2 separate regions of the Homo sapiens genome follow, and region 2 is linked to region 1. A link is a loop called in an ENCODE intact Hi-C map of the cell type or tissue named here. Cell type or tissue: CD4-positive, alpha-beta T cell. All regions are shown on one strand. Links, peaks and the distances in the headings refer to the core of each region. The heading gives the core; the rest is flanking DNA.

The links. Peaks named below come from ENCODE experiments on the same cell type or tissue, not always from the same donor. Only the 100,000 strongest peaks of a DNase experiment are listed, where the experiment ranks them.
Region 2: a loop joins it to region 1, with 16 times the contacts of the local background. A loop is called at or near these places in 18 of 110 quality-filtered maps.

What each region holds. Positions count from the first base shown.
Region 1 is chr6:167,360,785-167,363,700 of GRCh38, reverse strand. No RefSeq gene overlaps it. Among named protein-coding and RNA genes, the nearest start is that of TTLL2, 37 kb to the right of the region's middle. In CD4-positive, alpha-beta T cell, for the core only: no CTCF peak of the experiment used is centred there; no DNase peak of the experiment used is centred there.
Region 2 is chr6:167,196,101-167,198,943 of GRCh38, reverse strand. It overlaps LOC124901462 (a long non-coding RNA gene), which reads left to right and starts at 2,039. Exons shown (of 2, transcript XR_007059877.1): 1 at 2,039-2,473. It also overlaps the pseudogene TCP10L2. In CD4-positive, alpha-beta T cell, for the core only: no CTCF peak of the experiment used is centred there; no DNase peak of the experiment used is centred there.

The DNA.
Region 1 (2,916 bases), core at 244-2,743:
TGCTTCTGCCAGGTGTCCCGGGGCACGACCAGCCTGGGATCACTTCACGTTAGCTTCTTAGTTTAAGGTGTCCCAGGTACAGGTAGCAGAACTGCAATTGCTAAGGGTAAATGAGGGTCACCCTGTAGTGACACATTCTTTGGAAAGAGCTCAGAGAGAGACAGCAACACTCCTTTGTGCTCTCCATCTGCCGGCAGGGAGATATTTTCTAGTTCCCTCTTTCCTTGGGGCTCTAACCTTCAGAGAGTGTCCTCTTTAAGCATGGATGCAGTTCCAATTCCCAGACAAAGCCCTTCATCCTATCCCAGCAGAGCGACTAAGGGTCAAACCTCCTGGAGACTGCAGAGGTCACCAGGGCAGCTGCAGGTCAGGTTCGAGTCTGCGTTCCAGCACCCTCTGGGATTTGTAGCCCCTTCCATGAACTTGGGTGCTCATTTCCCAGGGATTTTGTGATTTGCTTGAGCATTCCTCGGTATTTGTAGTGGATGTGTGGCTGGGATGTCTGATCTGCCCCATTGCCAGGGCAGAATCAAGGCCGCTGTGGGGCATCTGCTCCTCCGTGACACAACGGACCTCCAGATGGGCCCTTGAAGCTGCTGAGACTCACATTGTCCTGTGAATTCCTGGCTCCCACCCTTTTTCTTTTTGTCCTAATATTTCAGCCAGTGCAGCTGTGTGTCTTGTTAGAATTTTTGCCTTCACAAGCTGTCATTTAGGCTCTGACTGGGCACATAGCAGCAAAGTGGGCACTAGAGCATTTGTTTTCTTGAGTGACCTCCAGCAAACATTCGACAAAGAAAAATTACACTTGCTAGTTTGCAAAGGCCATGCTGAGCGATTGATTAATATTAACGCCAGTCTTCTGAAAAAGAAAAGTATTTATAGGTCTGTATTTTATTTTTGTTTAAAAGACCTAAAACTTTGACTGTCAGCTGGTCCATGTAGAAGGTCTCTGATCAGTTAATTTTCCAGCAGGAATTCTAAGTTCTGTTACTGTTCTTGGATATATTTATCAGACATTCAACAGTTCTGCCTATGGCTGATATTTCAAGAACAGAGTGAAACAGAAGTCCCATTGTTTCCCACTCCTTCCATTTTACAGGTGCAATTGTGTGTCTCATGCATGGTTCTTATACATTCATACAAATCAGCCAAGAGTCAGGCATTGATATGTACCAGGCAGAATTCAGTTGCTCTCAGCTGTTGACCCAAAGAAGAGCCCCCAGTTTCTGCAGGGTGTTCCATTAATATACAACCGGAAAACAATCTTTTACCATTTTGTGCTAAAAATTATTTTAAGGGGTAGAATTTTTCCTCAGTTGTCAGATTCTTCACTGTATTCATTTTGCTTAAATACAGTTTGTGGGCTGGGCATGGTGCTCACACTAGTTATCCTGGTGCTTTGGGAGGCCACAGTGGGAGGGTCTCTTGAGGCCAGGAGTTAGAGACCACCTGGGAAACATACTGGTGCTTTGGGAGGCCACAGCGGGAGGGTCTCTTGAGGCCAGGAGTTAGAGACCACCTGGGAAACATACCAAGACCCTATTCCTTCAAAAAATAAAATATTAGCTGGGCATCATGGCATGCTCTTATAGTCCTAGCTACTCGGGAGGCTGAGGCAGGAGGATCACTTGAGCTCTGAGTCTGAGGCTGCAGTGAGCCATGATCACACCATTGCACTCCAGCCTGGGTGACAGAGAGAGGCCTTGTCTCTAAATACACACACACACACACACACACACACACACAGAGACAGACACACACACACGTATATGTGTGTGTGTGTGTGTGCTGCCCCTTATCTGCCAGAAACTGCTAACAGTTGACAATACAAACGAAAAAGAAGCAAATGGATATTAAAAGAACAAATGGAGGCCATGTGTGGTGGCTCACGCTTGTAATCCCAGCACTTTGGGAGGCCGAGGTGGACAAATTACTTGAAGTCAGGAGTTCGAGACCAGCCTTGCTCACATGGTGAAACCCTGTCTCTACTAAAAATACAAAAATTAGCCAGGTGTGGTGGCGAATGCCTGTAATCCAAGCTACTCAGGAGGCTGAGGCAGGAGAATCGCTTGAACCTTGGAGGTGGAGGCTGCAATGGGCTGAGATCACACTACTGCACTCCAGCCTGGACAACAGAGAGAGACTCCATCTCAATGAAAAAAAGAACAAATGGAAACTCATCAATTAAGTTTAACTTGGCAGCTTTTCTTTTTTTCACAAACACATCAAGCAGCTGTGAATGCACCCCACATGCAGGCACTGTAATCACCTTCCTGTTCCTGTAATGAAATAGAAGCAGTGCAGCAGTATTTCAGCAGGCTCCACAGTGAGTTCCTCAGCGTCCAAGGGTTCTGTCTCCAGTACAAGGTGAAAATCACTGTTATTCATCCCTGGAGGATACCATAGAGGGTGAATTATGGCTCTTTCCTACAATTTATTATCCAGCTGAAAACTGCAAATCAATATGAAAATGTCAAGTTGAATGTTTACCATAGCAAGAGTCAAAAGCATTCAGAAGCAGAGGGCACCGACTGTGGGGTTCATAATGGAGATTTGACCTCAAACATAGGGACTCAGGGAGTCAGACAGCGTATGGGTGGGAAAGGAAACTTTCAGCCAGGGAGATCACTTGAGCAAAGTTGGGAGAATCTAAATTTTGTGCTTTAATGAGACCGAGATCATTCTGCCCAGAGCAAGATGTTCAAGTGTAAATAAAAAAATGATAAGAGCAGGTACAAAAATGCATGTTGAATACCGGTTCTTTATGGAGTGTGCCTTATCCTGTTCAGGCTGCCATAGCAAAGTGCCATAGACTGGCTGGCTTGTCAACAACGGTGTTGGGGCTGGAAGTCCATAACGAAGGTGCCGGCAGCTTCACTGTCTGGTGAGGGCTGCTGCCTGGTTCACAGACGG
Region 2 (2,843 bases), core at 1-2,500, 160 kb after region 1:
CACTTCCTCTTCAGCAAGGGCACAAAACTGGATGGAGAATGAGTTTGACTAACTGACAGAAGTAGGCTTCAGTAGGTGGATAATAACAAACTCCTCTGAGCTAAAGGTTCATGTTCTATCCCAATGCCAGGAAACTAAGAAACTTCACAAAAGGTTACACGAACTGCTAATTAAAATAACCAGTTTAGAGAGGAACATAAATGACCTGATGGAGCTGAAAAACACAGCATGAGAACTTCATGGAGCACACACAAGTATCAATAGCTGAATTGATCAAGCAGAAGAAAGGATATCAGAGATCGAAGATCAACTTAATAAAATAAGGCCAGAAGACAAGATTAGAGAAAAGAATGAAAAGGAACAAACAAAGCCTCCAAGAAATATGGGACTACGTGAAACAATCAAACCTACAATTAATTGGGGTCCCTGAAAGTGATGGGGAGAATGGAACCAAGTTGGAAAACACACTTCAAGATATGATCCAGGAGAACTTCCCGAACCTAGCAAGACAGGCAAACATTCACATTCAGAGAATACAAAAAACACCACTAAGATACTCCTCGAGAAGAGCAACAACAAAACACATAATTGTCAGATTCTCCAAATTTGAAACAAAGGAAAAAATGTTAAGGGCAGCCAGAGAGAAAAGTCAGGTTACCTACAAAGGGCAGCCCATCAGACTGGATATCTCTGCAGAAACCATACAAGCCAGAAAAGAGTGGGGGGCCAATATTCAACATTCTTAAAGAAAAGAATTTTCAACCGATAATTTCATATCCAGCCGAACTAAGTTTCATAATGAATAAAATCCTTTACAGACAAGCTAATGCTGAGGGATTTTGTCACCACCAGGCCTGCCTTACAAGAGCTCTTGAAGGAAGCACCAAATATGGAAGGAAAAAACCATTAGCAGCCACTGCAAAAAACACACCAAAATATAAAGACCAACAACACCATGAACAAATTGCAACAACTAATGTGCAAAATAATCAGCTAGCATCATGATGACAGGATCAAATTCACACATAACAATATTAACCTTAAATGTAAATGGGCTAAATGCTCTAATTAAAAGACACAGACTGGCAAATTGGATAAAGAGTCAAGACCCATCAGTGTGCTGTATTCAGGAGATGCATCTCACATGCAAAGACGTGTGAGATAATAAAGGGATGGAGGAATATTTACCAAGCCAATGGAAAGCAAAAAAAGCAGGGTTGCAATCCTAGTCTCTGATAAAACAGACTTTAAACAAAGATCAAAAAAGACAAAGGAGGGCATTACATAATGGTAAAGGGATCAATGCAACAAGGTAAAGGGATCAATGCAACAAGAAGAGCTAACTATCGTAAATATATATGTACCCAATACAGGGGCACCCAGATTTATAAAGCAAATTCTTAGAGAAATACAAAGAGACATATACTGCCAAACAAAAATAGTGGGAAACTTTTAACACCTCATTGTCAATATCAGGCAGATCAATGAGACAGAAAATTAACAAGGATATTCAGGACTTGAACTCAGCTCTGGATGAAGCAGACTTAATAGACATCTACAGAACTCTGCACCCCAAATCAACAGAATATACATTCCTCTCAGCACCACATAGTATTTATTCTAAAATCGACTGCATAATTGGAAGTAAAACACTTTTTAGCAAATGCAAAAGAACTGAAATCATAGCAAACAACCTCTCAAACCACAGTGCAATCAAATTAGAACTCAGGATTAAGAAACTCACTCAAAACCTCACAACTACATGGAAATTGAACAACGTGGTCCTAAATGACTACTGGGTAAATAATGAAATTAAGGCAGAAATAACAAAGTTCTTTGAAACAAATGAGAACAAAGAGACAATGTACCAGAATATATGGGACACAGCTAAAGCAGTGTTATGAGAAAAATTTATAATACTAAATGCCCACATCAGAAAGCAGGAAGGATCTAAAATTGACACCCTAACATCACAATTAAAAGAACTAGAGAAGCAAGAGCAAAATATTCAAAAGCTAGCAGAAGACAAGAAATCGTTCTTTTGTGAGCCTTCTGTTCTCTGACGTGTGCTGCTCTAACCAAGTTTCCTAAATAGGGGAGAGAATGTCTTTTCCTTTGCAATTTCTAGATGACTTGGGTAGTCCTAAAGTTTTGGTGGCTCTCCAAGATCATTTAGGGCAGCTAATATGTTATTAGTTTTTGTCTGTTTTAGCAAAAATCTGCAATTGGCATTTCCCATGTGATGCTGCGTGTTGAGGGCTCATCTGCTTCTCGTCCAGGACGACATTTCCAGCTTCATCTTTGATCTTAACCCTCCCGGAGGCATACTTGGTTTCCTGACAGCCGCTGCAATACACAGTCTTGACGGTGCCATCCGGGTACTCCCTCCTCTTGAACCGGGCTGTGTGGATTTCTTTCTGCCCGTTGCTGAGCACAATGGTTTTGTCGCCGTTCCTGAGAGGAGAAACACATGGTAAGGCGGCCTGTGCCAGGGTGGAGGCCAGTGGGGGTTGGGGGAGCACAGAATAATGCCCCCACCCGGGTCTGGAGCCCTCCTTCCAAATCTCGTTAGATGAGGGTGCAGAAGGCCACGGGCAGGGGCAGGAAAGGTGCACGGGGGGCTCAGGGAATCGGCAGAAACTCGGTGTGGGTGAGAGAGGGCAGGTGGGGAGGGCCAGGAGGCAGGGCGGGAGGTCAGCCGCATCTGCTCACCTGCAGGCTGAAGCCTGTGCTGACAGCTGGCTCTGATGGTGAGAGGGATGGCAGGGTTGACACAGGGAGTGACAGAGACACACATTGAATCATTTCAGAAAAGTGGCCCCGGAGGTGACAGGGAAGGTTCT